3 separate regions of the Homo sapiens genome follow, and regions 2 and 3 are each linked to region 1. The links are chromatin loops, found by intact Hi-C in ENCODE. Cell type or tissue: GM12878. All regions are shown on one strand. Links, peaks and the distances in the headings refer to the core of each region. The heading gives the core; the rest is flanking DNA.

Region 1 (11,290 bases), core at 3,993-8,992:
GGTGAGCAGTGTAAGCAGAGAAAAAACAGTAAACAACCTATCTAAATGAAAATATAATCCCAGCTCTCTGTTTTTTACTTATAAATTAGAACTAGTGAGTTAAAGCTAAAAGCTCTTGAGGACCTAATGAATAGGAATAGACACAGAAAATACAAATTTACCACTAAATAAGTGGCATCAACCATTTTTGCAATATGCCAGCAAAAAGTGAGGTTCCCAACTTTATGCCGATGGGAACACAGGAAGAGGTATTTAGTTTTGCTAAAAAATCAATTTCTAAAAGAGGAATGATTTTACCTAAGCTAATAAAGATGTCTGTGTGTGTGTGTGTATGTGTGTATTTAAACTCAATTCAAAGCATTAGAAGTTAAAATGTAGAAAATTAAATCATAAGTGGTCAAATTACAAGATTTTATAAAATGATAAAATGCAACTTTCTGTCTTATAGGCGTACAATAATGTTTTAAATATTTCTGTCAAAGTGTACTTGCTTACTAGTAGCAACTGAAAAATAATATACAATCTTCTAGTATTGGAACAGTAGGATTTTGCCCTAGTATAGCTATTCATTGCTATTTCTCCCATAATGTTGATACGCTATCTACTAGAAAATTCTAGCAAATAAATTGAATGGGGGGAAACATGAGTGTACATATTAATTTATTCCTTTTAAATCTATTTCTAAGACTTTTCAGAGGAGAGGGTATCGTCAGGCCCCTTTCCTTATGAGGTGCTGAGCCATCAGGGGTTAACTTTGTAAAGTAATAAAGTATTTTCTGAAAAGGAAGAGCTTGCAGCAGGTTTATATATAATACCTTAGCATTTCCATGTTTGTCTCTGACAAATTAAAAAAAAACAAAAAAAACACCTCATCGATTCTACTTGTTATTGTTTTCCATCTTTGGTTTTATTCTGTTTAGCAGAACTGGGTATTTTCCCTAGTTCTTCTAATTTTGACCCTTAGTAATTCAAACCTTGATTTAGCAAAATTGACTCTTACTTTTATGTCCTTGACTTTATTCCTGCGACTAAATATTCTGTCCCTAGATTCAGTTTTATGTTTCTGGTAACTTGACCTTGATTACGGATGTTGAACTTGATCCTGATTCTGATCATTTGGATGGCCACTCCATTCACCTCAATGTATGTTAATGCAAGCAAAAAGGCTTGCCAACATAACCACTATATGAATTAAAATGACTACTTTATTACCCAAGATGATTTAAAGAGAAAAATATAACAAATATCAAGGGTTTATCAAAGAAGGATGAATTCTGGAAAACATGAGGTGGGCGGATCACAAGGTCAGGAGTTCGAAAGCAGCCTGGCCAACATGGTGAAACCCCATCTCTACTTAAAAAATACAAAAATTAGCCAGGCATGGTGGCGTGCACCTATAATCCCAGCTACTTGGGAGGCTGAGGCAGGAGAATTGCTTCAACCCAGGAAGCGGAGGTTGCAGTGAGCTGCGATTACACCACTGCACACAGCCTAGGTGACAGAGCGAGACTCCATCTCAAAAAAAAAAGAAAAAAAAATCCAGTAAAAATACAAAGGAACGAAGGAAAATATTTTGAGAATTAGTTTATGTATTCAAATAATTTTAATAAATTTCTTCAATAAAGGAATGGATATGCCACTTTCATTCAATTCTGGTGAAACTGGAAACACAGTTATCCAAAGAAGTCAAGAAGACAGAAGACCAAGTACTTCATAATGTATCAAATGACTGCTCTAATGACGGAACTTGGTAATAGAAGAGAGGGATCATGGAGAAGAGAACCTAGGAATCATCTGACTAGGAAAAAATTTAAAAATCAATGTCTTCTTCCCACTCAACTCCATGGACTCTGTGAAGACATATGACATCTGGCATTTAAAATAGCAATCAACATCTAAACAATTCCTGGATCTCTCTCTTTTTATATTGTTTTGGTTGCCAAATTTGGTTCAATTTTGAGGAAAAGAGAAATGTTCTTTAAGAAAATGACAATTGATGAATACTGCCGAGTTTACTTGTGAAGCAAAGCCTTCAAATACATAGATTTTCGATAGCAGTCTCTTCTGTCCATAGAGATACCTGAATTGTTGGTGATATATAATGAGAATGAAATCTAATATCTGATTCCTTAGTAGGGAAAAGGGGGAAATGCTTCCAAGAAAAAAACCCAAACAAAAGCAAAAAGCAATGCAGCTCTTGAAAACCAATTGGAAGGCTGCAGAGAGCTAAGCTTCCTATGTTCACTCTGGTATTATTTTCACCCTGTTCTTTTTTCCTCCACAGAGGGAATGTGTGTGTGCACACGTGTGTGCGTGTGTGAGTGTGTGTATGTAAGACAGACAGAGAGAGAGAGAGAGAGATCTTCCTACTCAGAAAACGTTCTATCTATTCTCCCCCAGCACATAATAACAGAGCCAGCTACTTTACTCTCAGAGAGAACAGAGAAAAGCACACAGGTCAGAATAAAATATTTTCAGTTTGATAATACCTAACATAAGATTAATTTAAGTGACTAACAATTCATTATAAAATTTAGCTGACAAGATTTTTAGTTTTTTTTTTTTTAACTGCACCCTCTAATAGTAGACGTCCAACGGAGTATCCATTGCACCACAGAGCCGACTTGGACCTTCTACTATTAGAAAGTAATCACAACAGAAACTTGAAATTAATAATAACAATTGTTAACATTTTAGCAACTTCACATTAAAAGTCATAGTAATTACTAACTTTGATTGAGAGCTTACTATGTGCCAAGCACTGTTCTCCATACTTCACACAAACTTTAATTTGTTCCTTACATTTTTCCTTTTAGATAGGTACTATTATTATCACCATTTTACAGATAAGAAAATGGAGAAAGATATTAATAACTTTCCTAGCAGCATATTGACAATAAAAAGTAAAACAGAAATTCAAACCTAGGCAATTTCATAGACTGAAACTCATAGTAATGTGTACAGTCCAGATGAAACCTTACCAAGAAATGATGGATACAGGGCAAGAGCACAATATCTGCCAGAGTGAAGTAAAGCCCTTCTGCAAACACATGCTCCAGAGGTGGAAGGTCGGAGGCTTTTGCTTTTCTGATGTGAGAAGGCTCTCTGTTGGTAGTAGCTGGTTCTTCCTGTACTGTGAGCTTTGAGAATGCCACTTTCAGTTCCAGACTCTTGGATGAAGAATCCAACCCTTCAGATGTTTCCTGTGTGTGGACCTTGCTCTTTGCCTTTCCCTTAGTAAGGGGAGGCCCAACTCCATCAGCCTTCTGTTGCTTGAGCTTCTGCCTGCGGAGTTTATCATCATTATGCACTCTAACAGGCTCACTAAGCTTTTTCTCTAGCTGTAGTATTTCTACAGGTATAGTTGGGGGCTGGTCAGAAGATTCTCTGAGAAAATTCTCAATAGCCAAAGGGATGGTGAGTTCACATAGCCTGGTCCACTGACTAACCTACAAAACAAAAACAAAACAAGAAATGAAAAGATTTTTTAATTTCAATATAACTTTAGAAAAAATAACTGTCTTATTGGGAAATAAGTTTTGAGCTCAATCATCCCTGGGCTAGGCTTTTATGTTGTATCAGGAGACACATCACAGTGCTTCAGAAGTAAAAACATTAAGCAAAAGAAGTTTAGCATTCCTGTATTCCCCTTACTAAATAAATCATTACTTCCCAAAGCCTTTACAATATACCTCCCCTGTCCTACCCTCCTCCTAGCCCCCACAATAAGCAGGGCTTCCAAAGCATTGCTATTTGAGCTCCTATTTATATGTAAACATTCCATTTAAAAATCAACATAACTAAAATAAAGAAAAAAGAGTTATTTTCTAAAAATGTCTCCAAACTTTATAAATTAAGACTTAAATTCTTATTTTTCAATACTGCACTGAAATATTGACACACGTAAAGGGTATATTAGCCCATTTGCATTGCTGTAAAGGAATAGGTGAGGCTGAGTAATTTATAAAGGAAAGAGGTTTATTTGGCTCATGGTTCTGCAGGCTATATAAGAAGCATCTGCTTCTGATCAGGACCTCAGGAAGCTTTTAGTCATGGTAGAAGGCAAAGGGAGTGCAGGCATGTCACATGGGGAGAGAGGGTGCAAGAGAGAGCAAGGAAGAGGTACCAGGCGCTTTTCAACAGCTAGATCTCTCATGAACTAATAGAGCAAGAACTCACTCATTACCCCAGTGAGAGCACCAAGCCATTTACGAGGCATCTGCCCCCACGACCCAAACACCTCCTACCAGGTCCCACCTCCAACAACATTGGGGATCACATTTCAACATGAAATTTGGAGGGGATAAATATTCAAACTATATCAAAGGGCTACTTTATTTCATTGGTTACTGGGGTTTTTTAAAATAAATAAACTTTTATTCCTAATAGGAAGTTAAAATATTAAATGGTCAGGTAATTATGTTATCACTGTGTAGCTTCAAATAACAGAAAAAAGACATTATACTTACTTCAGCACAGGCTTTCAAGCAAGTCTTTTTAAAGCCCAGAAGTTCCAAAAGTTCCTTCTTTAAGGGGTCTGCTTCATAGGATTTCTGGATTATGTGTCTCAATACAACAGCAAGTCCTGCTCTACAAAAATTGTCTGATCGTTCTACTACTGCAGGCAAACAGCAATTTTGGACTATTGGTGGGAGCTCCTGCCTTGAAATAATCTGTATTTCAACATCCTGGATCAGGTCATCTCTTAGTAGTGAACTATCTCTACTCACCTCTTTGGTGACAACTAAGCAAATTTTAAAGATTTTACAGTCACAGTAAGATAACAGAAATAAAGTTACAGATGTATGAAGAGGAAAGATGCATCCTTCTGTTTGGTGAGAAAAGTCCAGGTACAGGTATTCTTCTTCTGTAAGACTTTTCTTTATGGCTTTCATTTTCTTCTTTCATTGGGTCACCTAAAGTATAAATTGAAGTGATTATGGTCTTAGAATATAATCATTTAGAAGCTAAAATAAAAGATGAATGTTTCAAAAGCCTGTTCTAGAAATCAGTAAAAATTTGCAGTAGATAATAATGCTATAAGGTTTGTTTCTGAAGACTGACTAAATGACTTCCAAAAGAAAAAAATTCCACCCTGTGCAATTAACTAGCATTAGAGGAAATATTACACCCAGCTCCTTTAAAATGAGCAAACCCCAGTGCTTTGCAATAGAGCCCTCCCAATCAAGTATTTTGGGGTCTCACTATATGTGAGAACAGGAGATAAATAGAAGGGGAAATAAATTAACCAAAAATACTGAGAGCTGTCTGGGGATAATATCCTTGAGAAGTTTTGACAGTGCTGGTCCTTCCATACTGCTTCTTTTTTACGACCCTACAAAATAATAGGGAGGGGATATTCGTTCTTTCAGGAGAAGTGGATTCTCCTCAAGTAAGTGATAGCTGCTGAGTGCTGAATCATAATATAAAAATATTTAAATTTCCCCATAACATGGATACTGATAGCTATCTTAAAGTTAACCTGTCCAAAATCCAGTTCCTTATTCTCTCCCACCCCTCAAACCTGCTCCTTATGTGTCTTCCCATCTCAGGTTACACCATTCTTTTCCTTCACACCCCCATAACCAAACCCTCCAAGGTCTTCCCACCCTCCTTAGAGAAAAGCCAAAGTTTCTGCAACAGCCTACAAAAATCTCCTTGATCTAATCCTCCTTTATGTCTCAGAGTTTGTCTCATTAACTTTCTTCATTGCTCACTGCTCCAGCCAAAGTAGATTGTTATTCCTCTAAAACAGCCATCTCCAACATTCTTGGCACCACGGACCAGTTTCATGAAAGACAGTTTTTCCATGGGAGGTTGGTGGGGGGATGGGGATGGTTTCCAGATGAAACTGTTTCACCTCAGATCATCAGGCATTAGATTCTCATAAGGAGAGTGCAACCTAGATCCCTCCTGCGTGCAGTTAAGAGGGTTGGAGCTCCTATGAGAATCTGATGCCGCTGCTGATCTGACAGGAGGCGCCATTCAGGCAGTAATGCTGGCTCACCTGCCACTCACCTCCCACTTTGAGGTGGGGTTCCTAACAGGCCACAGATGGATACTAGTCCTGGGCCCAGGGGTTGGGGACCCTTGCTAAAACACTAGGTACATTCTCACATCAGGGCCTTTGCATTTGGTGTTTCCAGTACCTAGAACACTTCCTCACTTCCTTCAGGTATTTATTTATTCAATGGCAACTTCTTACTGAGATCCTCCCTGACTACTCAATTTAAATCACAAACCCCAATCCCCACGCTCCCTGAAAAAAACCTTTCTATTTCCATCTATGTTTTTTCTTCCTAGCGCTTATTGCTATGGTGATATACTATATGTTATTATTTGTCTCCTCTAACTAGAATGTTCCATGAGTAAAAATTTTTTGTTCACTGCTTTATAGGTTTATTATATATATAAGCAAGCAGTATTTGACAAATGAAAGCAGAGATAAATATACATACTGGTTAAAGGTGCAAACACACACAGTCTTGAGGTCAGATTCTTCATGGCTATTTTCAAGTCATATTCCTTAAGGTTTTTATCAATTGTCCTGTCTTTTTATGTTTATACATTTCCCGGGTCAAAAATTCCTAATGTTCTAATACATAAATTACAATTCCAAAACTGACACTAGATGGCACTCTTTAAAAGTATTCACCATGGAAATACGTACCAGAAACATGACATATTAGAAGGAAAATTACTTTAAAAGCTGTTAAAAAGTACACATGCACCTCTTGTCTTTTAAGTGTATTCAAAATGTTAGTGTACACTTAATTTTAGAAAACCTTCATCATACTAAATTTTCTTTAATATTTTAAATCCCTTTTTTAAAAAAATCTGAAACAAGACCTAAACACTTTAAGCTTCTTAGTTCTTCATTTTTTAAAACTAAGGAACTTGTAATCCATTATAAAAAATAAATATAGTCAGTAAAGTATTATCTAAGTTTCTTAATAATACAAATAATCACTACTGCTTTATTTTATATTTCTTCTATTAAAATATAACAGATATATACCATGATTTGTTACTTCTTAAAAGATTATCTGGGGGAAAATTATTTTATATACTGTAAAAGCAACAACTTTTTAACTTACAGATGCCATTTTCTCCCTGAGCTTATTTTTTAAAAATTTTTGTCACTGAGAGATAATTTTAAAACAAAAAGGTATTTATTAAAGATCAAAGTTCAAAGAGTTTTTTTATAAAGCTGAATAGAGCTCTGGAAATATTTTCATTATTAATATAACACCTTTATGCTATAAGTCCTTAAAAACAGTCAAACAAAGTGAGATCTGTAACAACACTAGGGCAAAAAGGACCAACCACACTTTCCAGGAATTAACAGTCTTTTTGAGGAGTTTGCTCTGGACTCACTCTCCTGACAGTAGGAGAGTAAAAAGAAGACTCACCCCTAAGTGTTTCAAGAAAGCAGTTTTGAAAGAAAACATGACTGATTTCATCATTTGCCCAACAGTCTAAAAAATAGTAATTACGAGGCTCATCCTAACACTTTTTAAAAAACTGGAAACAAAGCCATGCTATTTAATAGCTTTTAAGATATGTAGAAATATTCTTTTAAAAAGTATGCCTATATTTGCCACGTTGTAAGGCACATAAGAATATGAAAATAGGATTTTAGACATATTCTATAAACTCTTCTCACTGTTAGCACTTAATAAAATGCTAAATGTCAGCAAAACAGAATAGCAATAACCTGCCCATGGTGATATCTAAAAATTAATGAGATGCCTGAGAGAAAATGCAACAAAGTACTGTTGATTCTTAACGTATTTTTTTTAATATAGATGTTGGTTTTCCCCCTGGGAGATTAAAAATGTTACTTAATGATCTTAGAATAAAAAAAAAAATTACTCTCCTTGAATAATGTCTCCCTATTATGTACTAATATAATTTTTAAAATAAATATTAAATATTTGTAAACCTGTACAAATGTGATGTTTTTGGCTTGCACTGTGCCTTTTTAGAGAGTAGAACCAGTATTTGCTCCAAGTATGCAAATATCACAGGCAAAAAAAAAAAAATCCTTCCTCTTTTTTCTTTTCTAGCTTCAGAATGCCTTAGTTCGCTAATTTTCTGTCACGAGCTTTAAGAAGGTAGGTACTATAGAATCAACTTCTGTCTCCAGGGCTTCTGCGGCACAGCTCTTGTTACTCCATATTACATTCCTGCCAAGCACAGAAATAGAGTAATTTACTCTTTCTCAGCTTTGACAGGTGCCACTCTGCAGAGAGGGAGTGAGAAAGTAGCAGACAAAACCACAAACTTCAGGATATTAAATAGAGTGTGCATCTCTTTCCTGGACGTGCCAATTTGCTTGGGAATCTTGCCGAATGAATAAATGGGTAAAAAGAAAAGATTATGTCTTTGATTTCATTACTCAGGAATGTTCTAATATATTTTTAAATGGTGGAATTAGTCATAGGTTTAATATTTAGGCATTCAGATCTGGTTTTTTTTTTTCACTTTCATTCTAATGAATATATCTTAGCCTTGATAAAACACAGAGAATGAGAGATAAACAGTAAACATATTAAAAACAAGCATACTTCTCCACAGTCCAGAAAAAATAAAGCTTGAAAATTTTGTGATCAAAATTCAAGTCAAGATCTATGGCATTATGTATACATAACATTATATATTAGATAAATTATATATTATATAATGAAGACCAAAAAGTGCATAACTGCTGCAAATGATTAACCTGTGTTTTGTTTTTTGTTTTTTCAAATAAGTTATCTTTGTGACTACAATTTGATAGGAGCTCAACAAATGTTAGGTAAATAAAGTTTTAAATATTACATACATTTTATTGTCCACCTACTATGTGCTAAGCACACAGAACATGTGCATTACTTCTAATGCTCACAATCCTTAAAAGTATTTTATTTCCATTATAGAGATGAGAATTGTACATCAGTCCAAAAGTATTAATTAAATTCATAAAAGATCTTATTTAGAGACATTTAAGAATAGGTATTGTTCTAATATAACAGTACTATTTATAAATAAAATTTCATAAATTGAAGCAATTTTACCAAAGTGAAAATTGTCAGATATTATGTTATTCTAAGCAAGTATGCTGGTTTCAGTAATCCTTGATATAAACTTCCATTCCAAAGGCTGGGTTATTTGACAAGTTTCTGCACTGGATTAAATTCTTTGGCAATTCTTTCCTGATTCCTTTCATTGGCTACTCTGCAGATGTCTCAGTGACCCACAGCTCAGTGTTTTGCTCTCTGCTCAATCCACACTCCATCCTTCGAATACTGGCTTTCAAACTTTTGAGCATGCCACACAATTAGGTATATATTTTATAATGTAACACACAATACACTGAATAAAATAGAAACAAAAATGTCATGAAGCAATACTTATCCTACAATATGGGATAAATCTGATATTTTTTACTCTGTGCTTGTTTTTTTAAATGCTGGTTGTTACTCATTACATTGATTTCCTGACTCATTAATGGGGCACAACTCACAATATGACAGCACTGTTCTGGGTGATCTCCAGTGCCATAGCTTTAAATATGATCTGACTCTTACATGTATATCCCAGCCGTATCTTCTCCTCTAACTCCAGACTACTATATTCTACTTGACATCTCCATGTGGATGTTTTTCTAAACCTGCTCCCCTTCCCTTCGTGTTCTACTTCCTGGTAAAATGGCAACACCAATTACCCAGATGCTTAGGCCAAAAACTCAAAAGTCCCACTCAACTTCTTTTTTTCTCTCTCTCATACCCTGCCATCTCTACCTTTGAAGTATATGCTAAATCCAACTCCTCAGCACCTCTACCACTACCACCTTAATCTAAGTCATCGCCAGTGCTTACAAGGACTACTGCAAAAGCCTATTAACTATTTTCCTCCACTTTCCATAAAACAGTCCATTCTCCAACAACAGGGTGATCCTTAAAAACATAAATCAGATGTCTCGTGCTCAAAACCATCCAATGGCTCTTCAGCACACTCAAAATAAAATCCAAATTTCCTATTATGGCCTATAGGCCTACTGTGACCCTAGCTATCCCTTTCTGACCTCATCTCTTATCCTTCTTCACTCCCTTCCAGCCATAGCTGTCCTTGCTGTTTTTGGAAGGTGCCACTTGAGAATATTTGTACTTGCTATTGCTTTGCCTAGAATGCTTTTCTCCAAGAGATTCACAGGGCTTGCTCCCTCATTTCATTGATTTTTCTGCATAAATATTAACTCAGAACAGCCTCTCCTGACTGCCTGAATTGAAAAAGCACACCCTAGCCTCTTACCTAGCTTCCCTTTTTCTTCATAGCTCTTATCACCTAACACTATAACATCTCCAGTGCTTAATGAACTGAAACTTTAGTTCAAGGAATGAATGTACATATATGAATGTCAGAAATCACTGTCTGAGAGTATTATTAATAACTTTAGTCTTGGTACAATGTGTATCTCATTCTTCATGACACCATTCTTTCTTTTCCAAATTAATAACTCTATTTTAAGGACCAACTAAGTATAAATTAAAATGAAGAAATAAGATCACCTTTGTGAGGTGAATCGGGAAAAGTATAAATGGAATCTAACCAAACTCATAAATAAAGCAAGCACAGAAGTTTTTATGTATACTTATATCCAGGGCAAAGGAACTAAGAATCTTAACTAGATTCCATACATGTGCCTAGCAAGAATATTTATAAAACAAGAATTATAAAGTAATAGATTAGAGCCGAGACTGTTGAGCCAGACCACCTGGGTGCAAATATACTGGTTCTGATTCTTAGTAGCTATAAAAAACTTTTCTGCATATCTGTTTCCTCACTTATATAATAAAATGGAGACAATAATAACTGTACCTACCATGTAGTGTGCCATACAGAAAAAAGCTTGTCACATATTAAGTCCTTAAATAAATACTAGCTACTATTATTTCTTTATAATTTATAACCAAATTCCTTATCAACTGGCACTATTAAAATATGCAAACCTTGATGGGCAAAACCCAAATTATGGTTTATATTTTCAAGCTTCTTTCCATGAAAGGTAAAGGATTTATATTGATTGAAAAGTTTTTCCCAACCAAATACTGAAAAAAAACATATTTGTTACTGAGGCTGAAAGCCAGGGAATCATGAAATGGTAAAATATAAACGTGAAACCCTTAATCCATGTGCATATCAACCTATTGTACAAAATAAGAAGTTCAACACAGTTTATAAGTATGAAAAATCACAAACACTTACTTTTCTTAAAGATTAAAATTTAAACCTGCCTAAATTCTCT
Region 2 (11,290 bases), core at 3,692-8,691, 120 kb after region 1:
CGTTGCCTTGAAATAGATCTTTGATTGTTATTTGTGTTTTATATGTTTATGAGTCATTTTCTTGGCCACATTATAGACTTTACTAGGGCAAGACTGTGACATAAATTTTCTTGATACCCACGCAGAGCTCAGGAGCAGGCACTGCATGCAATAGGCACTTGACAAACATTTAATCTTTTAATTTGCATATTCAACTAAAATATCACATTCTTCATGAAATATAGCTCAGTTAATCTGTCTGGAAGTGATCTGTCCCTTCTCTGAACTCCAATTGCACTTATTGTCTACACTTATCAATTATCACTTTGCATTACAAGTTATCTTCTCATAGCTATAAGAGGCCTCTCACAAGGGATTCTTAGTTTTTTGATGACACAAAAATGTGTTTCATATGTCCTTACATACTCTAAATGACCTAAAATTAATTAGTTAATTAACTCATGTAATCATCTACCTTGCCTGTGTCTAAAGTGCCTTACATAAGTGCATATTAATAAAATAATTGTTTCCTTAATATCTGCTTCCTTTCTGGCCCAGTGTTATTGTTTGGAGTCCAGGATTTATCGCCCTGTACTGATATGCATGGCTATTTTGACCTATGCCTGAATAAAGCTGTCTCAACATTGCTGGCATTTCATTAGAGAGGTTTATGGCAATATTATAATAATCACAGCCGCTGAAATTTTGTCGCTTATTCTACACATGCACAAAAAAAAGCAAATTAAAATTGTGGTTTATGCATCATCTCCATTCTGGGAAGTAAAGTAATGAGCACAAGATCATCTTGCCCAGGCTGAGGGATGACTTTTCTGGATATTAAAACAGATCCGCTTAACACATCTATGTTTTTCAATTCTGGGCATCCCAAATCCTGCACTGAATTGGGAAATGCATTCATTTTTATCCTCACTTGGTCCAGCAGATTCTGATCGATCTGGACTATAGATTATAAAAATTAGAGAGCACTGAAGCTGTCCTAAAAAGGAGCTTAGGAGGTGCTTATAAATGTAACAACAAGGAGGACAGTTTCTATCATAAAACTACAGTACAAGGATAAAAATGAATGCCTCATTTTTTTGAGTTGAGACTTTCTGAACAAGCAAAGATAAGAGATTTCCTTCCCATAAAAAGAAAATTCACATACTAGAATATTGATGTATCACTTTCATACCCAACTAAATCTGAATCCAATATGACAGCAAACTATGTGTTTTCCAGGTTGACAAAACAGAAACGTCCCTCCAGGGGAAAATGGGAAAGTAAGTGAAGTGTGATGACTCAGTGTCAGTACTTGAGAAAGAGGCCAGTTAGATATTATGTATTAACACAGTCACATTGTGGCTGGCAACACTGTGACTTTTATTTTTAAATTTAACATTTCACATTTTTAACCTCCAACACATAGGAACTGCCCTTATTAACACACTTACATAAAATCAAGAAAAATTTTATTGAGTTTTTTTTTTCTGACTTTATGAGACCTCAGGTATCTGGCCTTATTATGGAGAAACAATGGCCCAGACTATATAATAAATGCTAGGATTCCACAGAAAGTGTGAAAATCAAGTCTTTGATTAAAAAAAAAATGGAGTTCTAACCTGGTCATACAGATTACAGGATTTTTTGTTGTAATGTATCTTATTCTTCATGAAAATCGGTATTTGTAAAGGATTGAAGAATATTTGTATTGATAGTTAAAGCAGACTTCCAGCAAGAGTATAACATTTTCAAGTCAGCACCTTAGTTCAGAAAGGCCAATACAAAGTAGAATGAGAAAGGCAGGTATATTTCTTTTGAGTCATTTCTCCCAGCATCTTAATTATACTTGGCAGGAATTGCTCTGGTTTTCTCAGATTTTTATTTAATGTAGTGAACAAAATCCCTGTTTTTCTCTGGCTTTTAGGGCATCTTTTACTTTGGAATTATCAGCCTGGTTTGGATATCTGTACTCACTAAAGTCTGTGAGGTCTTGTGACTGAGGAGTTTGACCTCAGGAACTGCCTTACTCTACAGTGGGTGGGGCTGGATCGAATAGGAGATGGAAGTGGAGAAAGGGACTTGGCTTTTTCATCAGTTTGTTTTACAGTTTACATGGATTTCTGGTGTTTCAAGCATAGCGTGAGAAACAGCCAAGATACATAGGAGGTTGTTTTATACATCATAAAATTTCTTCCAAACAACCGAATGTGTACCCTTATTCTTAAACGTAGTCTCTACCCCTCTGAAAACACAATATATTAAAAAAAAAATTGGAAAGTTTGGGAGAGTAAACAAGGTAAAGGATCAGAGGAAAAATTTTATCCTTACATGTAAAATTTTACATGTGTATTTAAAAGGATAATTTAAAGAGAGAAAGGGAGGAAGATAGAGAAAATAAGGGCATTATGTTTTTAATTAAAGTTCTTATTTTGAATTAACTGTAGATTCACATGCAGTTGTAAAAAAAATTGAAACAGAGAGATCCATGTACCCTTTACCAAGTTTCCCCCAAGGCTAACATCCTGCAAAACAATAGAATGTGTGCATTGGATTTTGATGTTGTGGGGTAGAACATATTATAAATGGCATAAGGCAATTGTTTGCATAAATAAGACATGTCTGTGAGAAATCAATACCTTAACTCCACTGAGTTCAGGGCAATTTCATGGAAGAGACAGAGTTTTAGAGAGTAGCCAACTTTAAGAAAGTTGTGGTCAGTGAGCCAAGATGAAATGTGTTTTCAGGCCCAGACTACAATCAGAAAATTCTGGAAGTGAACAGAGATGGGAAGGGTAGCTGGGTGATTTAAAAAGAAAGAGAGAGAGAATTCCATGGTTGCCTATTAAGCAAAAATGAAAGACCATTCTTCCTGGAAACAGTAAATGTCTTTTAGTGAAGGTGACAGCTGGAGAAAACAATTTTGACAAGAGTCCTCTGTGACCATCGAAAATTCATTCCCAAAGATATTTGCTTACATCTGGTTTCTTCTATTTGTTATGTGGGCAAAATTTTAGCAAATAACTTTGAGAAGCTTCATTTATCTATCTATCCACCTATCTATCTAGGAAAACTGGCTATATTTTGATAATTACTAGATAAAATATTTTTGCCTTGGTCCTTTTATCTTGTATTTCAGTGAGCTACTGTAACAGTAATTCTGTCCTCTGCTCAATGAAAGTAGCAAAATTTCATTACATTTCATTGTCTGAATTCCTGTTATGGACAAGTTGGGGGTCTGAGGAGCTGGGCTGGGAGAGAAGGGTGGTGAGAGTATTCAGATAGAACTGAGGGTCATCTCAGAGAGTGCATCTAGGCAGTGACACTAAAATTTAGAGCCGAGTAAGCAGTGCATCAGGGCTGCTGCAGAGCCGCTATGCACTGTATAATTTCTGGGAGTGCTGTTCCACAGCAAGGCAGCCAGGGGCTGGATATAGAGGTAGAACCTAGCTTTGAGGTGTCATGACGGTCACCAGGGATGCCCAACCAGCTAAAAACATCGGAAGAGAGGGCAGGATATGGAACTCAGGAAGATTCCCATGACGTGCTGAAGCTGCAGTTCCTGTTGTATAGGACGGCAATGGGCTCACTCTGGTGAAGGAAGAGCCATGAAAAACACAGCAAAGGGATATACAAGTTTCACTGAATACTTTAGCAGTAAATATAGCTTAAAATGCATAGGAAGTCAATGGGACTTTGGCTATCTCTTTATTATATATAAATTTTCATTGTATTATGGTCTTTGAACAGTATTTTTATTATTATAGTACATCTATATTCCCCTCCTCCCTGTCTCCTTTCAGGGATACTTGGATCTATACTGTGTTCTCAGGGAGTTGGTGAGCCCTCCTCACACGCAGCCTTCTCTGACAGGGTTGGTATGATGGCTGACGCTACAGCAACTTGGTTTGGGGTGGGGGGCACAAGCAGGAAGCTGAATGCCTGAGCCCTGGAGTGCCTTCCCTCCCTTGCTCCTTTGAAAAAGCGGCCAGCTAAGAATTTTCCCTCCCTAACTCCCTCTCTTTTGTGTTTCCCTATCCCAGGGCTTTCCTCACCCACTTTGGACCCTGAGGGAGAGATTTTGTAGGATGTCACACAGAACCATTGCTCAATATACTCCCCACCATCCTGACATTGAAACAGCCCACTGCTAACCTAGGTATGACTGATAACACTGGTAATAGGCACCATTTTACATTCAAGGACTCTGAATTGAGAGAGAGCATGAACATCAAATTTATGGTCCCTTATTTTAATAAGTTTTTTTAAATTTTCAATTTCATATTTGTTATTTGTGGCTGAAAATAAAATGTGTAAATATATAGTTGTCATCAGGGGAAAATATTCCATAATGGCATACAGTCAACCCTCTGAATCCTTGAGTTCCATGTCTATGGAATCAGTCCTCTGTGGATCAAGAATATTTTTTAAAATGCATCTGTATTGAACAGACTCTCTTTCTTATCATTATTCCCTAAACAATATAGTATAACAACAATTTAGATGGCATTTACATTGTATTAGGTACCATAAATAATCTAGAGATGATTTAAAGTATACAGTAGGATGTGTGTAGGTTATGTGTAAATGTAACCATTGCATTTTACGTCAGACACTTAAGCTTCCATGTATTTTGGTATTCTTGGTGGATCCTGGAGCCAGTGCCCCGTAGATACTGAGGGACAACTGTGTATGGTATAATTCCTATTCCAGAAAATATTTCAGTATGTTTGTATAAACAATAAGCCAAAATAATTATTGTGCTTATTTCTAAGTGGCAAGACTACAGGTGATTATTTTCCTCTATATATTTTTTCTAGTGAAAATTATTTATATAATGTTGCCATATAGTATATCAAAATTTTAACAGAAAATTCCAACTGAATTCCTGTCAATACAAAATTATATATATTTTAAACCATTTTTTAGAAAACACAAATTTTTGAGCATAAGGCACATGATTAAACCAAATATGAGTAAATTCAAAATAAATACACATAACTTTCTTGTTATAGAAATAAAATCTACCAAGTGTGCATTCAAACACATACACTTGAAATATCATTGGATGGGTAAAAAGATGCTGGTAATGGAGTTTGCCTCTAGGGGAGGAAACCGAGTAGCTGAGGAATTCTATAGCCCCCTTGAGATCTTTGGTAGATTTGCACTATGTGAATTTTAGCAACTGAAAATAATTAAAAAACAAAGAAAAATAAAAATAAGTACAGTACTCAAATTCCTCCAGCTATTCCTTTCAATCACTTTTTGCCCTTTCCATTGTTAGATTAGTCTACTCTAGTTTGATTTACTTTGACTTATAGCCAAAAACATAGAGTATCTCTCACTGCCCTGTTTGGATAATAAATAACTAGAACCTGTTTTCCCACTAAATGTTTCAACACTAACTGATGTGGATAACGTTTGCCTTCTTTGCAAAACCTCTCACAGTGCTGCTATTAAAGAAGATGTGTAACTGCTGAGTTTGATGTATTATCAGTTCGGTAAAGGTCTGACATAGAAAAGCCTTGAAGTTAAGATTAAAGTTTACAGCACGATTGTCACAGAACAGTTGTCAGTCAAGGGCTAGATCTAATCACTCATTTGTACACTGATTCACTCATACAAGGTGACTCAGTTAAGCCAGGAACTTCTGGTACTTTCCTCAGTTTTCAACTTCCTTCATCCAATTTTCACTTAAATAAAATGACTTGTTTTGTTTTGTTTTTACTGGGAGTGGTCTGAGTTTGATTTTGTATAGAGAAAAGATGATGAATCCGATGATACCCAAATTCTCTCCTAGCTTAACCTGTAGTTGTAAAATATTTATGTTGCCCCAGGTTTAGCTAAGCTTGGTTTACAGATTATTGCTATAGTTATCTGAAAACTGTATGTGTTAATCTACACATTTTGACAGTGATGACAGGTGGTTTGTGCTCAAAGACACTGGTAGTTAAATGTCCAGAAGGGAAGTGAGAACAGGAAAGAACTAACGAACATTGAAAAGGTAGTGAACTGAATGAACTGGTGGTGTCAACTAACTACCTCAGCACTCATATAAACGCTGATAAGAGTCATATGAGTACCCGAACATTTATTTACTTAATCAAAGGTTAAAAGTTTTGAGAAGTGGGAAAAAGGCAGATCTGACATGAGAATTCTGAGAACCTTAAGAGAATTGCTATTACCTTAGTGGAGAGAACTAATAGAATGAAATTAAAGTCCACAATGAGGAAGGCAGAGAGCAGACAGCATTGAAAGATAGCTAAATAACAAGGTCAAAGTGTGAAAAATCAACAACCTATAAACAATTCAAATAAAACAACCTAGAAAATGTGAGTTAGAATTTTGAGAATTGTAATTCACAGTATTGAGAGCAAAAGCCAAATGTGCCAAATAAACGACCATAAATGTTACCATAATGGAAAAGTTTTACCTGGCATGGTCTAAGACACCAATTCTGAGAACTGCTTATAAGAGTTTCATAGGAAGCCAAAAACAAGTAAAGAAAAATAACAAAAAGTAAAAGCACAAAAAAGAATTGGAGAAAATATATAAGAATACAGCTATCAATGACATTCATTTTAGCGGGGCTAGTTTGACTCACCAATGTAGCAGATTATTTAAATTGGCAACATTTTCATATAAGGTAAACTTAGTCCATTTGATACAAATGTGGACTAAGAATTCAAAGAAAGACTTTTCTTGTATATTTGATGTTTTTGTCTGTCTGTTTATTTGTTTCTTCTGGAGACAGGGTCTTGCTCTGTCTCTCAGGCTGCAGTACAGTGGCGTGATCATGGCTCACTGCAGCCTCAACCTCCTGGGCTCAAGTGATCCTCCCACCTCAGCCTCCTGAGTAGCCTGGACTACAGAAGCAAGCCACTACACTTGGCTGTTTTTTTTTAAATAGGGATGAGGTCTCCCTATGCTGCCCAGGCTGGTCTCGAACTCCTGGCCTCAAGCAATCCTCCTGGTTGTGCTGATCTTTCCAAAGTGCTGGGATTACAGGTGTGAGCCACTGCAACTGGGCGTGTTTTTTACTGTTTTTTATATTGATCATTAGCCAATCGCAGGGACAGATTTTTGATAAATTGTGCTTATTTTGAAACATGTTTTAGTCACAAATGTTCTTATACCTAGTAAATATTTTATATTTAATTTTAAAATAGACAATGAATATAGATGATTCCTTTAGGATCGAGGAAAACAATTTTTTTGGTTTGTTTGTGTTTGATTTTGGTTTTTAAGATAGTAGATAATAGTGCTATGAATGATTCCATAAGGAGGGTAAACTAATTATTCAGGAGAGAGAAAGGACACAGACTGGAGTAAAACCTTTCAGTCTGAGGGGATAGAATCCACTGCACTAGCAGAGAGAGGTCATCCTTCATTAGAAGCGGGAACCATTGCTTCCGGTAATAGGAGGAAGCCAACTTATATAGGTAGAGATGCAGTAAGTTGGTAGATTTGGTGTTGGGAGTGTGCACATCTTATTGTTTCTAGTTTCTTTATGAAATGATGGAAAAGGGCATAAGCTGAGAGAAGAAAAAGGGGTGTTTGACATGTGAGGAAAAGAATGTGAGAGAATCTCCTCAGAAACATTACTGGGGGCCCCAGTAGAAAGTGGTCATGAATTTTATAAGAGATTAATTCTGCTGCACAGGTAAAGGTGTGAAGTAGACGAAAAATTGAACTTCACTCGAGTAAGTTGTTGCAGGGAAGTAAATGGAAAGAAAGAGAGAAAAAGGAATTGAGGTCGTGTGCAAGGAGCGATTATAATGAAGGACCCATAGAAATTAAAGCATCTTTGGGCCCGATGAAGAGAGAAATGGTAGTAATGTCCATAGTTTGGAGGTCTCGGTGCCATCAGAAGGTTGTCAGAAATCGTACCAGTGGGAGTAGGCTTGGGCATCAGAGAATAGTAAGCTTGAAATTCTGATTTTGAGGGGATGAAGTTGTTGGTAATGGCAAGTTCTAGGTTATGACCCTGGCGTGAGTGGCTGAATGGGATTGAGGAAAGATTGTTGGATATGAAAAAGTGAAAGAACTGAGAGGCCCGAATGTTGCATGGGTTATTTGCATGAATATTGAAATTACCTAAAAAAGATGTCAGAATTAAGGAGGAGAGCGAGAGAGTGAGAATACATAGACACAGTGGGCTAGGTTCCAAATTTTTCAAAGAATAAGAGTTGACAGGGAGGACTGTACCATAAGGAAAGGTAGTGACAGAGTCTGATGCTATGTGCATTTAAAATCAACATTTGAATAAGTATGTAAATGAACATGTTAGTAACCATTGATATCTGCCAGAATAGCAGTTATATCAAATACATCTGGTTTATATGTTAATAAAATAAAGAAAACACAGCAGAAAACATTTATATACGTAGCAATGACACTAAAGAGCAAATTTTTATCACGACCATCAATATTACTTCTACTCTTACATCATGAATAAGAAATTTCCAGGTTTTCAGAAAGTGTCTGGTAATTCTGGCGTGGGAACTGTGGGGGATTAAATGAGAATGCTAATGAAGTGCCTGGAGCAAGATCTGACATATAGTAAGCATTAAATAAAAGTCATGAGGCAAACTGAAGATGACTTCCTGTGTAAGAAAAGGCTTCCATGCCTTCTTTGCTACTCCTCTTTATACATTGTCTTAGACCAAAAAACAATTTTTGTGTCAGAAGTGCCTTGACCTATACTGGTTTTCCCTAATATGTAGGCCAGATGGTTTTTTAAAAAATATTTCTGAGGCCGGGCATGGTGGCTCACGCCTGTAATCCCAGCACTTTGGGAGGCCAAGTCGGGTGGATCACAAGGTCAGGAGATGGAGACCACCCTGGCTAACACTGTGAAACCCCGTCTCTACTAAATATACAGAAAAATTAGCCGGGTGTGGTGGCAGTCACCTGTAGTCCCAGCTACTCGGGAGGCTGAGGCAGGAGAATGGCATGAACCCGGGAGGCGGAGCTTGCAGTGAGCAGAGACAGCGCCACTGCACTCCAGCCTGGGTGACAGAGCGAGACTCTGTCACAAAACAAAACAAAACAAAAAAATCTGAGAAGAGTACTGTGTTAAGAAATATAAAATCTGCTCCTGAATGTTGTAAATAGTTGGGGGCATGACAGGCTAGCAATGCTTTTATAATCATGGGTAATATTAAAATATGTCTCAGAATCAATAAAGTTGGATATATTTGACTAAACATGGCAAAAACAAAATAAACATACATCTTAAACAAGGTTAGAAACCAAAAGACTTACCAGAAAAATTATTTGCAACATGTGGGATGGAAAAAGAATAACTCTAATACACAGAAAGTTCTTATAAAATAATAAGAAAAATATTAAACCATCATTTTTTAAAACAGCAAAAAACATGGATATGAATAACAGAAAAGGCCAATGAATATATGAGAAGATATTTATCAGAAGGAATCAAAAGAACATTTATGAAATCAACAAGTCTCAGCATTAAAGAGGATGCAGAGAAAATGCTCTCTGAATCATTATTAATAGGAATGAATATTAAAATCATATTGACTTTCTGTTTGGCAGTTGTCCATTTTATTCAAAATCTTAAATATGCATACCCTTTGACCTAACAATTAATTTCTAGGAATTTATTCTAAGGATATAAGGAAACAAACATCCAAAACATCTCAACCACTGTAATAGTAGACAGATATTGAAAAATATTAGTACTCATAAAAAGATACATGTAACAGATTTATGGATGAAACAAGTATGTTACAAGATATTATTTGTAGTTTTGATCACATTTATGTAAAAATATATGTGCTTGTATATGTATATGTAAGTGTTCAAATAGATGTCTGAGGGGATATGTCTGATTGTGTTAATGGTAATTTTCTTTGACCGTGGAATTTCTGATCATTTTCACTTTCTAGCTTCTGTTTTTCTATATTGTTTGATTTGTGTATTTACAACCCTAATGATGAGTTATCACTCCTTGGAGTCTTTGCCCTTGTATTCCACTTTGCCTGGACCATTCTGTTACCTCCTTCAGTTCTCTGCTCAATGTCCTCCACTGGAAAAGTCTTCATTTGCCACTCTATTTGAAATAGAATGACCACTCGTTTGTCCCCATCTCTCTCTCTCTCTCTTTCTTTCTTTCTTTTTTTTCTTTCTTTCCTTCCTTCCTTCCTTCCTTCCTTCCTTCCTTCCTTCCTTCCTTCCTTCCTTCTTTCTTTCTTTTTCTTTCTTTCTCTCTTTTTTTTTTTGAGACAGAGTCTCACTCTGTTGCCCAGGCTGCAGTGCAATGGCGCGATTTGGCTCATTGCAACCTCTGTCTCCCGGGTTCAAGCAATTCTCTTGCCTCAGCTTCCCAAGTAGCTGGGATTACAGGCGTGTGCCACCATGCCCAGCTAATTTTTTGTATTTTGTAATTTTGTAGAGATGAGGTTTCACCATGTTGGCCAGGCTGGTCTTGAAATCCGAACCTCAGGTGATCCTCCCACCTCAGCCTCCCAAAGTGCTGGGTTACAGGCATGAGCCACAGCACCCGGCCTTGTCCCCTTATTTCATTCCTTTTCCCTGCTTTAGTTTCCTCAGCCATACTTCACACCATATAACATATCTTAATTTTGTTTGCTTATTTATTTATTGTGTATTGTCTGACTCCTCCTTTTCTGCACTAGAAAGTGAACTCCACAAGGGCAGGACTTTGTTTTGTACTAAACTGTAACCCCAGAGCTGAGAACAGTGCTGTTTTGGGGAGAAAGGCACATCATCCCATTGATACACCTGAGTGCTTCAATTTCATGGTGCTAGTGATCCTATTTATGATATGGGAGAGAAAAAAAAATCTCAAATATATATTTACCTTTTTATTTCTCAGGGGCTGAACCACTTCCCTAACACACAGCTCTAGATCATTGAGATAATCCTTTTCTGTCTGTATCAGCTCCTTAATGATCTTTTCCCGCTTTGCCATCATCCTCTTCATATGATGCTCTTCCTCTGGGGTTAAGGTCTCAGCTACAGAACACTCACCCTGTGGAGTCATCTTTTCTGTTAAATGAAAACATATACAGGTGAGGCATTCTGCTGAGGTTTCTTTTTCCTTCATTACAAACAACGCCTTCGAAGGACTTTGTTAACAAGGAAAAAGGCTGAAGGTATCCTCATGATGTTTTCTTAGGAAGTGATATATGGACATTCCCCTACAAAACTATAAGCAAGAAGAAAAGTGGGAGCGAACTTCCTCTAACAAGTGAGTTAAATGATACTCAATTATCGTGGCTTCTTTAAAATATCCCATTGTTGTAGCTTAGCCTATAAAGCCGGT
Region 3 (11,290 bases), core at 2,333-7,332, 190 kb after region 1:
ATTGCGTTCTCATAATAAAGACTGTTTGCATTTGGAAAAAAAAGAGAAACACTTAAAATAAATTAGTTAAGCATTCAAATCAAGAAGCTGCACAAATAGTGAGAAAACTTGGAAAGAAATTATTTTTCAAGAGATATGAACAGAAATTAATGACTAGTAGACCAACTTAAAAACAGGTGATTCATAAAATCAATCTATTTATTAAAAGATAAATAAAAATACATTATCAAATAAAACTAATCAAAAGAATAAAGAAGCCACAAATAAATAATTTTAAGAAAAATGAAAAGAATGAATGTTTGAAAAGTCACAAGACAGCACCTTGAACAACTTTGTGTCAATAAATTTGAAAATGTTTAAATTTCATTTTTTCTAGAAAATATAAATTATCCAAATTGATTCAAGAAAAAATATGATATAAAAAAGCCAATAACCATTAAAAATTACATCAGCAGTCAAAAATTTCTCCCTTAAAATTGAAACCATACAAAATTAGTTTTATAAGTGATTTTTCAACCAAGTCTATGAGAAAAAAGATATTCTAGATCTTATTTTTAAAACTTTCCAAAAAGAGTAGACAAAGAAAGAAAATTATCTGCTTACAAAATCTAAGGACAGAACCAGAAAAGTACTGAGCAGTTTCACTTATGAACATAAATGAAAAATTCTCAAATAAAATATTAGAAAATAAATGTCACCAGTATATAACATAACACGTCATGACCAAGTAGTGTTTTCTGAGGAATAAAGTGATATTTCAACATCAAGAAATTATCAATATAGTCCACCTCATTAACATACGAAAAGGAGAAAAAGCAAAAAAAAGTTAATCAATGCAGAAAACGTATTTATTGCACTACTCATTTATGCTAAATTATTATTATTATTTATTTATTTATATATATATTTTTGAGACGGAGTCTCGCTCTATTGCCCAGGCTGGAGTGCAGTGGTGCTATCTCCGCTCACTGCAAGCTCCACCTCCCAGGTTCACGCCATTCTCCTGCCTCAGCCTCCCAAGTAGCTGGGACTACAGGCGCCTGCCACCATGCCCGGCTAATTTTTTGTGCTAAATTATTTTTTAGAAACCAGAATTAGAAGAAAACTTCTTTAACTTACTTGAAAAGGTATTTACCAAAAACTCCACAAACACCTTAATTAATGGTAAAATTTTATAAGCATTTTCTTTAATATAAAGAACATCAGAAAAATTATCCAAAACTTAGAATTGGGCAAAAAAGAATACCAGGTGTTCTTTCGGCACAGTTCTGGGTTTGCACCTTTAGTTAATTTTTCTATTGACCGTGCTGTTTTACAGTCTGTAAATACAGAGATTAACTTGCAGATATTTGTCTAGTACAGATGAAAATAATTTCTCTTTAGTGAAAGATACAACCTCAAAGTAAGGTTTATTGCTCTGTAGGGTATTAACCAGTTTTGTATTTAACCCAGCAATCTTATCCTAAAGTTCCTTTATTAAATTGCCTATATTTACTGCCTTAGCTCTAAAGGATTTTGTGTGTGTGTGTGTGTGTGTGTGTGTGTGTGTGTGTGTGTGTTTGAGACAGGGTCTGGCTGTGTCGCCCAGGCTGGAGTGCAGTGGCACCCTCACGACTCACTGCAGCCTCAACCTGCCAGGCTCAGGCTGATCCTCCCACCTCAGCTTTCCTAGTAGCTGGGACTACAGGCGCACACTACCACACCCAGCTAATTTTTGTATTTTTTGTAGAGATGAGTTTTTACCATGTTGCCCAGGCTGGTCTCAAATTCCCGGACTCAATTCAGGATCCGCCTGCCTTGGCTTCTTAAAGTGTTGAGATAATAGACATGAGCCACTGCGACGGGCCTGAAGTATTTTTTGAACTCATTTTAACATGTTCTTGGTTCTCCCATTAATTAATCAATTGAACAAAATCCTTGACACATACCCATTTTATATTTGCATGAGTCATGATTTTACCTTTTGTCAAGTACACTTAAACAAGAACAAGTGAAAGATATCTGTTAACACTGCTTCAATTCATCATATAATAAAAGACCTAAATAAAGTAAAATAAATAAGATGTGTGTGTAAGGATTAGAATAGAAGAGAAATAAAGTTGTGACCGTCAGATGATATGGTTGTCTACATAGAAAATCTAAGAATTTAAAAGACAACCATTAAAGCAATTAAGATAATTCAGCTAACTTGCTGAATACAAGGCCAATATAAAAGAATTGATAGCTTGCCTAAGAACTTAGCAACGATGGTCATAAAAAGTAACTTGAAAAGATACAATTTACAAAACCAACAACAACCAAAAATGTACCTAGGAATAAATCTAATAGAAGGTGTTCACAATCTTTTTGGAAAAAAGTACAAAATTTTATTGAAAGATATGACAGAAGACCTAACTAAATTACAAGACATATTATACCCATAAATAGAAATATTCAATACCAGAAAAGTGTCTATTTTCTGAACTAATCTGTAAATTAAATGAAATTTCATTAAAATCCCAGCAATATATTTTTATGGAAATTGATTGTTTTAAAAAAGTTATATAGGAGAGTAAAGTATTGTGAATAGTTAAGACCATTTTAAAGACTTGTCTTACCATATATCAACAGGATACCATAATATTTACAGGACAATGTGATATTGGTTCATAGACAAATAGATAAGTGGAATAGAATAGGAAGCCCAGAAACAGAGGGAAGTGTACAAGAAATGTGGTGTATCGTAGAGAAAGCTTTACAAATTAACAGAGGAAAGGGTGGGCGCGGTGGCTGCTGTACTATAGCCTGGGCGACAGAGCAAGACCCTTTCTCAAAAACAAATAAACAAACAAAAAAACAAATTAACGGAGAAAAGTGTTGATGTGATTGATTTATTATATGAAAAAGATTTCCCTGATTTACACCTTAAGCAAAATAAATTTCATATGGATTAAAGATTTAAATGTGAAAAATGAAACTTAAAATTTTTAGATTAAAAAATGAGAATACTTTTACTATATTGGGGTAGGGAAGGATGTTTTAACTAAACCCCCCAAAAAGAAAAGACTATTTTGTAGTGAACTTCTAATAGTAAAAGTTTAAGTCATCATAAACATAACTGTAAGATAATTGTCAGACAGGGAAAAGTAATTCACAACATAAAAAAGAGATTTATATCAAATATATGATGAATTATTACAGACAAATTAGAAAAATGATTTAGAAGTCAACCACACCCCCTCTACCCCAAATAGGCAATGGATATGAGCAGGCAAATCACAAAAATAGAAAGCGTAATGATGAGTAAGTACCTAACAGGATAATAATGTCACTAGTAATCTGGGCAAAAAAAAAATGAAAATGAAGAATCATTTCATACCTATCAGATTAGTGAGATGTAAAAATTAATAATACCAAGTATTAAGCAGTGATGTGGACCAGTGATTACTTTTTTAGATTGTGGTGGAAGTATAAATTGGTGCAACCACTTTGGAAAGCAATTTTGTAATACACAAAAATTTCAAAATTTGCAGCCGTTTTTTGAAACAAGAGAGTTTGGCAATATCCAGTATATTTGATAATGTGCATATCCTATGACCATCAATTTCTTGCTTAGTCCTATTATTGTAGAAAAGCTCTCATCAGATACATAAAGATGTCCATTTGATGCATTGTTTGTAATAGTGAAAACTAGAACCAATGCAAATCTCCACTAACAGGTAACTGAAAACGTTAGACATGGTATCTTCCTATGATGCAAAACAACACAGCATTTAAAATGAATAAGCAAAAGCCATGTGAATTTACATTGATAAATGTCAGGAACACATAGGTTGACTGTATAAAATAAGTTTCCAAGTATTAAGTAGAGTATAATTCCATTTGCACATATTTTGGAAACCAGACAAAACAATATTATTTTAAAAATCTAGCCAGCCTATATGGCAGATAACGATAATATTTGGTTTTGGATTCAAAGAGAGGGAACTAGGATTGGGGTGTCCAACTTGATATGCAGTGTAAACATTTATTCATTGTTGGTGTTTCATGCATGCCTCTATGTGCTTTTCTGTATTTATAGTTTTAAAAGAAAACAAATGAATTAAGGAAAATAGTGCATAATAAACGGAAGTTAAGAAATCAAATACACAGCCATAAAAAAAAGAACAAAATCATGTCCTTTGCAGCAACATGAATGCAGCTGGAGGCCATTATTCTAAGTAAATTTATTCAGAAATAGAAAATTAAATACTGCATGTTCTCACTTATAAGTGAAAGCTAAACACTGGGTATACATGGACACGAATATGGAAACAATAGATACTGGGTACTCCAAAAGTAAGGAGGGAGCCAGGTAAGTGTTGAAAAACCTTGGATACTATGTTCCATACTTGTGTGATGGGATCATTACAAGCCCAGACCTCAAAGCATTGTGCAATATACCCATGTAACAAACCTGCACATGTACCTCCTAAATCTGCAAAAACAAAAACAAAAAAACAGTAACAATTCTATCATATAGTAACATTACAAAAAAGAAATCAAATAGCATAATGCTCCTTGATGGCATAGTTTCTTCTCAGACTTTTGGCAAATAGCTAAGGTATCTAGATTCCATTGGACATTGTATTGGGTGTATGGATTGTCTACGAGATAGATACAATTCTGGCTGAAACTCTGAAGAGAACACAGACAAGTTAAATGATAATCACAATAGCATAAAAAGAAAAAGTCAACATGAAGAAGTATACAGCATTAATGCAGTTATATAAGAGAACCACTGTATTGAGTAGAATGCCTCTGGATGTAACAGAAACTAGCTTAAACAATTATAGGAATTTATTGGTTTGAATAACTGGCAAGTTTAAAGATAGATCAGGATAGGTTTGATTCAACAGCTAAAAATCATCATCCACTAGCAAATTTCTTTCCCCTTCTAAATTCTCCAATCCATGGGGGTCAGCTCAGTAAGGATCTACTGTTGGCTCCCTCTTGTGGTGTCGGGTGATTACCAAATTATCACAGTTACATGTTTTTCCTGTGCATGACCAGGGAGAGAGACAAGAGAGGCTGTTTTGGAAGAAATAAGTACAATTCTTTCTTTAGCAGCCTCCAGCAGATTTTTTTCCCAAAGCCTTGATACTGCTGTATTCCCAACACTGGGCAAAGTGAAGACTCTTAATTAAGATCTGCTCAATTGACCTGCATCTCCACCTATGATCAGCTCATAAAACACTCAGCGGAATATCAAAAAGCCCAATGTTTGTAAGGAACAAAATGCTTTTGTCTTTATAAATATTACCAAATATTTATTAATATTTAGTTCACCTGTTTTCGAAATTTGCAGCATTTTTCTTCTGAAAGTATTGTCTTGAGTTCTCAGATGTCGTTTTTTAATACAGTCAGCCCTTTGTATCTGCGTGTTCCATGTCCACGAATTCAACTAACCATGAATAAAAACTATTGGAAAAAAATACAACAAAAAATTTAAAAATATTTTCAAAACCAATTTAGAATAACAACTATTTACAGAATATTTACATTGTACTAGGTATTATAAGTAATCTAGAGATGATTTAATGTATACAGATGGATATGTTCAGATTACTTGCAAATACTATGTCATTTTATACCAGGGACTTGAGCATAATTAGATTTTGGCATCTACGCTGTTTCTGGAAGGAATCCTCTGTGGATCTTGAGGGACAACTGTTTTTCTCTATTCTGAAAGTTATAATCACAAATTATAGAATACGTAACTATGTTACTTAGTATGTATAATGTTGTGCTGGGCGTGGTGGCTCACGCCTGTAATCCCAGCACTTTGGGAAGCCAAGGCGGGCGGCTCCTGAGGTCAGGAGTTTGAGACCAGCCTGACCAATATGGAGAAACCCCATCTCCACTAAAAATACAAAAATTAGCTGGGCATGGTGGCACGTGCCTGTAATCTCAGCTACTTGGGAGGCTGAGGCAGCAGAATCGCTTGAACCCGGGAGGAGGAGCTTGCAGTGAGCCGAGATCACGCCACTGCACTCCAGCCTGGGCCACAGAGCGAGACTCCGTCTCAAACAAACAAACAAACAAACAAAAAACATCATTAGCCGGGTGTGGTGGCGCATGCCTGTAATCCCAGCTACTCGGGAGGCTGAGGCAGGGGAATCGCTTGAACCCGGGAGACGGAGGTTGCGGTGAGCGAGATCGCTGCACTCCAGTCTGGGCAACAAGAGCCAAACTCCGTCTTAAAAGAAAAAAAGAAAAAGAAATGTATAATGATGTAACAGGAAATAAGTGTGTAAGAATGATTATTTTTATCTTGAATATAAAATCATAACTAAGGAACAATAAAAGAGTAAAAAGTAGGGGTAAATATGGATAAATAATTCGTAAATTGATAAAATTCTACATAGCCTTGATATAAAAACCAGAAACTATAAAAAAAGATAAATTCAGCTATCTCCGAAATTAAAATAGAGTACATAAAACTATACTCTAAAGAAGGTGGATATAGAAACAATGAACTAGGAATTAATATTCATAATACACGTGATTTATGGGTTAATTGCTGTAAATTATAAGAAATATTACAATATAAAATAACTACAGGAAATAAAAATGGCAAGAGTCATAAAACATAATCCACAGAAAAATGCAAATAACTAACAAATATGTGAAAAGATGCTACATCTGACTACTAATGAAAAAATATAAATTCAAGCAGTGAGATATTTTTCTTAGAAAATATTAAAACGATGAGCCTAGTGATGAAAACATTCCATTCTAGTGTAAACATTACATTCTACAATGCAAGTTAGCATAACTTTATGGAAAGCAGTTTGGAAATATCTATTTAAAATAAAATTACATTCAAAATTAAAATATTGATGATTTTCAAGTCAAAAATTCTATTTCTAAGAATTTTTCCTGAGAAAAAGTTGCACAAATGCAGAAAGATTTATCTACGTAAGTAGTCATTGCAACTCTGTTTTCATAGCAAAAATTAGAAACCACTCAATTGTTCATCAATTGTGAGCCAATTAAAAAACATACCTATCTATGGAAATTACACAATTATTAAAATAATAAGTTATATCTATACCTGCTGACAAAGAAAGATAACTACCGAAATGATAAAAGTTGCCAAACTATATACTACCTGATCACATTTTTTTAAAATACATCATCTAGGTATTTGAATGTGTATTTTAAAAACTCAGAAGAATGTACATCATAGGAAAATCTGTAATTATCTCTTGGGGGTGGGATTATGAAAAAGTAACACTTTTTATGTAAACATTCTACGTTGTTTAAATATTTTACAATGGGCATGTAACACTTTTGTTACCAGAAGGATATCTAATTTTACATATTTGAATGTATAATTTTTATATTATAATGTTTTCTATTATATTATAAATATAATTTTTACAACTTCTAAATGAAGGGGTAAAAGCAATAGAAATGGAATATTGAAGTATGATGATTATTTTGAGATGGTGAATGGCAGGAGACCATGACATTCTAGGGAGCTTATAACATCAGCACTTGGTACAGCACATTTTGCTTTGTAGGTACAAAAATGCTTACTGATGATTCTCAAAATGTATAAAAGATCATCGCCAATCAGCTTCTGAGGTTTTCTCTGATTATTAACAGTGATCCATTTTGCTTTTATAAAGTAAAATGTTCTATCTAATGATAGTTATAGCAGACAGCCAAAACTACCTGGCTATGAAAAAAAAACTTCCCTTCTCTTTGTCCTATTTTATCATTTATTTACTAAGTAAGGCTAAGGATCTAAAGATAAGTAATAGTGAATATGCCTTTAAGGAACTTGAATTCCAATGAGAAGCCAACCCAATAATAAAGAAACAGAAGATAGGTATTAATACATTGAAATAAAGTGATAGTTAAGTCAGAGTTGAAATAGGATTCTGTGCTTAGAAATTAAGCTGGTCTCCCTGTATTTAATGGTAGATATTACATTTTACTTTTAGGTAGATTTTTACTCTGTGATAAAATACGTAAGATACTCTGTGATAAAATATATAAGTTAGGGTGAATATAGTTTGGGAAATTGGCATTTGGGATGCTTCATGGAGAGCTCAGAAAGACAATATTGTACAGCAAGAGTCCCCAAGCTTTTTACAGTCCCCAGCCTTTTTGGTACCAAGGACTGGTTTCACGGAAGACAGTTTTTCCATGGACTAGGACAGAGAGATGGTTTTGAGTTATTCAAGTGCACTTGGTTATTCAAGTGCATTATATTTATAGTACACTTTATTTCTATTATTACTACATTGTAATATATAATGAAATAATTATACAACTCACCATCTTGTGGAATCGGTGGGATCCCTGAGCTTGTTTTCTTGCAACTAGATGGTCCCATCTAGGGGTGGTGGGAGATAGTGACAGATCATCAGGCATTAGATTATCATAAAGAACATGCAACCTGGATCCTTTGCATGCACAGTTCATAATAGGGTCTGTGCTCCTATGAGAGGCTAATGCCACCACTGATCTTACAGGTGGTGGAGTTCAGGCCCTAATGTGAGCAATGAGGAGTGGTTGCAAATACAGATGAAGTTACTCACCCACCACTCACCTCCTGCTGTGTGGCCTGGTTCTAATTAGGCTACAGAACCGTACAAGGGGATGGGGCCAGTACCATTGCCTGGGGGTTGGGGACCCCTGTTGTACAGAGTACAACAATTAGGAGGCCCAATTATAGGATTAGCAGAGGGAATCACCCTGAGTGGCAAATATCCAAATCACCATGAGGTGGCCCAGTACATAACATGGCCACAGAGTGTAGTTGATGCTGTAAAGTTCCATGGATCCAGCTATTCTGACACAGCAGTATTTTTAAGGAAAAAATATCTGAGCCTAGATATAAGCTAAAAAGTGGTAAGCTGGGTGCGCAACATTGACCCTATGAGGCCTTGCCATCAGTGTATGTCAAATTGACAGAACAAGTCTTCAAATGATGGCATCATGAGCTAATAAGAAGAAACAGCATGAGTGCATGAGATGTAGATTAAATAAATCTCTAGAGTATCTGGACAATGAGGGATAAGAGAGGATAATAGACATATTCTCAAATAGGTGAGGTGGCTCATGTCTGTAATCTTAGTACTTTGGGAGGCTGAGGTGTGAAGATCACTTAAAGCCAGGAGTTTGAAACCAGCCTGGGCAACATAGCAAGACCCTGTATCTACCAAAAAAGTTTTTAAAAAATTAGCTGGGCGCCCAGTCATGGTGGCTTATGCCTGTAATCCCAGCACTTTGGGTGGCCGAGGTAGGTGGATCACTTGAGGTCAGGAGTTCAAGACCAGCCTGGCCAACATGGTGAAACCTCATCTCTACTAAAAATACAAAAATTAGCCAGGTGTGGTGGTGCTCACCTGTAATCCCAGCTAGTCAGGAGGCTGAGACACAAGAGTCGCTTGAACCTGAGAGGTGGAGTTTGCAGTGAGCTGAGATTGTGCCACTGCACTCCAGCCTGAGCAACAGAGCAAGACTCCATCTCACACACACACACACACACACACACACACACACACACGCAAATTAGCTGGACATGGTGGCATGTACCTGTAGTCCCAGCTACTCAGGAGGGTGAGGCAGGAGGATTGCTTAAGCCCAGTCATTCAAGGCTGCAGTGGGCTATGACCACACCACTTCATTCCAGCCTGGGTGACAGAGCAAGACCCTGCCTCTAAAAAAATTAAAAGAAAATAAAAATAAAAATAAAAGGCAGCAAATGGATACCTGGGGAATAAGAAGATAGCAGTGGAGTGAAATAGTTTTGGATTAGAGTTGGGAAATTTAAGACTCTAAATATTGCTTTCTTCATTATCATTATGCCAATTTTAAAAGACAAGGGAATAAAGCAGAAGAAAGAACTTCAGAGCTTGAAGACAAGGTTTTCAAATTAACCCAATCCAACAAAGACCAAGAAAAAAGAGTAAGAAAAAAGTGAACAAAGCCTCCAAGAAGTTTGGGATAATGTTAAATGACCAAACCTAAGAATAATCAGAGTTTCTGAGAAGGAAGAGAAATCTACAAGTTTGGAAAACATATTTGGGGGAATAATCGAGGAAAACTTCCCCAGCCTTGTTAGAGATTAGACATCCAAATACAAGAAGCTCAAGGAACACCTGGGAAATTTATTGCAAAAAGATCATCACCTAGGCACATTGTCATCAGGTTATCTAAAGTCAAAATGAAGAAAAGAATCTTAAGAGCTGTAAGGCAAAAGCATCAGGCAACCTATAAAGGAAAACCTATCAGATTAACAACAGATTTCTCAGCAGAAACCCACCAAGCTAGAAGAGATTGGGGCCCTATCTTCAGCCGCCTTAAACAAAACAATTATCAGCCAAGAATTTTATATCCAGTGAAACTAAGCTTCATAAATGAAGGAAAGATACAGTCTTCTTCAGACAAAAAAATGCTGAGAGAATTCGCCACTACCAAGCCACCACTACAAGAACTGCTAAAAGGAGCTCTAAATCTTGAAACAAGTCATGGAAACACATCGAAAGCATAAGTCTCACAGGACCTATAAAACAAAAATACACTTAAAAAAAAAGCAAGTTATACAGGCAACAAATAGCATGATGAATGGAATGGTACCTCACATCTCAATACTAATGTTGAAATGTAAATGGCCTAAATGCTCCACTTAAAAGATACAGATCGCAGAATGGGTAAGAATTTGCCAACCCAACTATCTGCTGCCTTCAAGAGACTCACCTAATACAAAGGACTCACATAAAGTGTGGAAAAAAGACATTCCATACAAATGGACACCAAAAGTGAGCAGAAGTAGCTATTCTTATATCAGACAAAACAAACTTTAAAGCAACAACAATTAAAAAAGACAAATAGGGACATTATACAATGACAAAAGACTTGTCCAACAGAAAAATGTCAGAATCCTAAATATATATGCACCTAACACTGGAGCGCCCAAGTTTATAAAACAATTACTACTGGACCTAAGTAATGGACCTAAGAATTACTTATAAGTAATTCCCTATAATTCCTTATAAGAATTACTTATAAGCAATTCCCTATAAGAATTCACTTATAAGTAACAATTACTATTGGACCTAAGACAATAACATAATAATAGTGGGGGACTACAATACTCCACTGACAGCACTAGACAGGTCACCAAGAAAGAAAGTCAACAAAGAAACAATGGATTTAAACTATACCCTGGAATAAATGGACTTAACAGATATTTAACAGAACATTCTACCCAACAAACACAGAATATACATTCTATTCTCGAATGCATGGA

What was found. A loop is a pair of places that touch in the nucleus more often than their neighbours do. Peaks named below come from ENCODE experiments on the same cell type or tissue, not always from the same donor. Only the 100,000 strongest peaks of a DNase experiment are listed, where the experiment ranks them.
Region 2: it touches region 1 in a loop (4-fold over the local background); 2 of 110 quality-filtered maps call a loop at or near these places.
Region 3: it touches region 1 in a loop (7-fold over the local background); 35 of 110 quality-filtered maps call a loop at or near these places.

Annotation. Positions count from the first base shown.
Region 1 is chr4:105,711,219-105,722,508 of GRCh38, reverse strand. It overlaps GSTCD (glutathione S-transferase C-terminal domain containing), which reads right to left. Exons shown (of 12, transcript NM_001370181.1): 2 at 4,470-4,916; 3 at 2,982-3,449. The coding sequence starts at 4,895. Among named protein-coding and RNA genes, the nearest start is that of GSTCD, 8.1 kb to the right of the region's middle. In GM12878, for the core only: a CTCF peak has its summit at 6,637 (motif pointing right); a DNase peak (open chromatin) is centred at 8,080; H3K4me3 peaks cover 602 bases; H3K27ac peaks cover 1,311 bases.
Region 2 is chr4:105,588,971-105,600,260 of GRCh38, reverse strand. ARHGEF38 (Rho guanine nucleotide exchange factor 38) reads right to left here. Exons shown (of 14, transcript NM_001242729.2): 2 at 10,826-11,013. Among named protein-coding and RNA genes, the nearest start is that of ARHGEF38-IT1, 33 kb to the right of the region's middle. In GM12878, for the core only: no CTCF peak of the experiment used is centred there; DNase peaks (open chromatin) are centred at 5,570 and 5,970; H3K4me3 peaks cover 602 bases; H3K27ac peaks cover 1,621 bases.
Region 3 is chr4:105,514,701-105,525,990 of GRCh38, reverse strand. It overlaps the pseudogene PIMREGP2. Among named protein-coding and RNA genes, the nearest start is that of ARHGEF38, 32 kb to the left of the region's middle. In GM12878, for the core only: a CTCF peak has its summit at 4,971 (motif pointing left); a DNase peak (open chromatin) is centred at 4,950.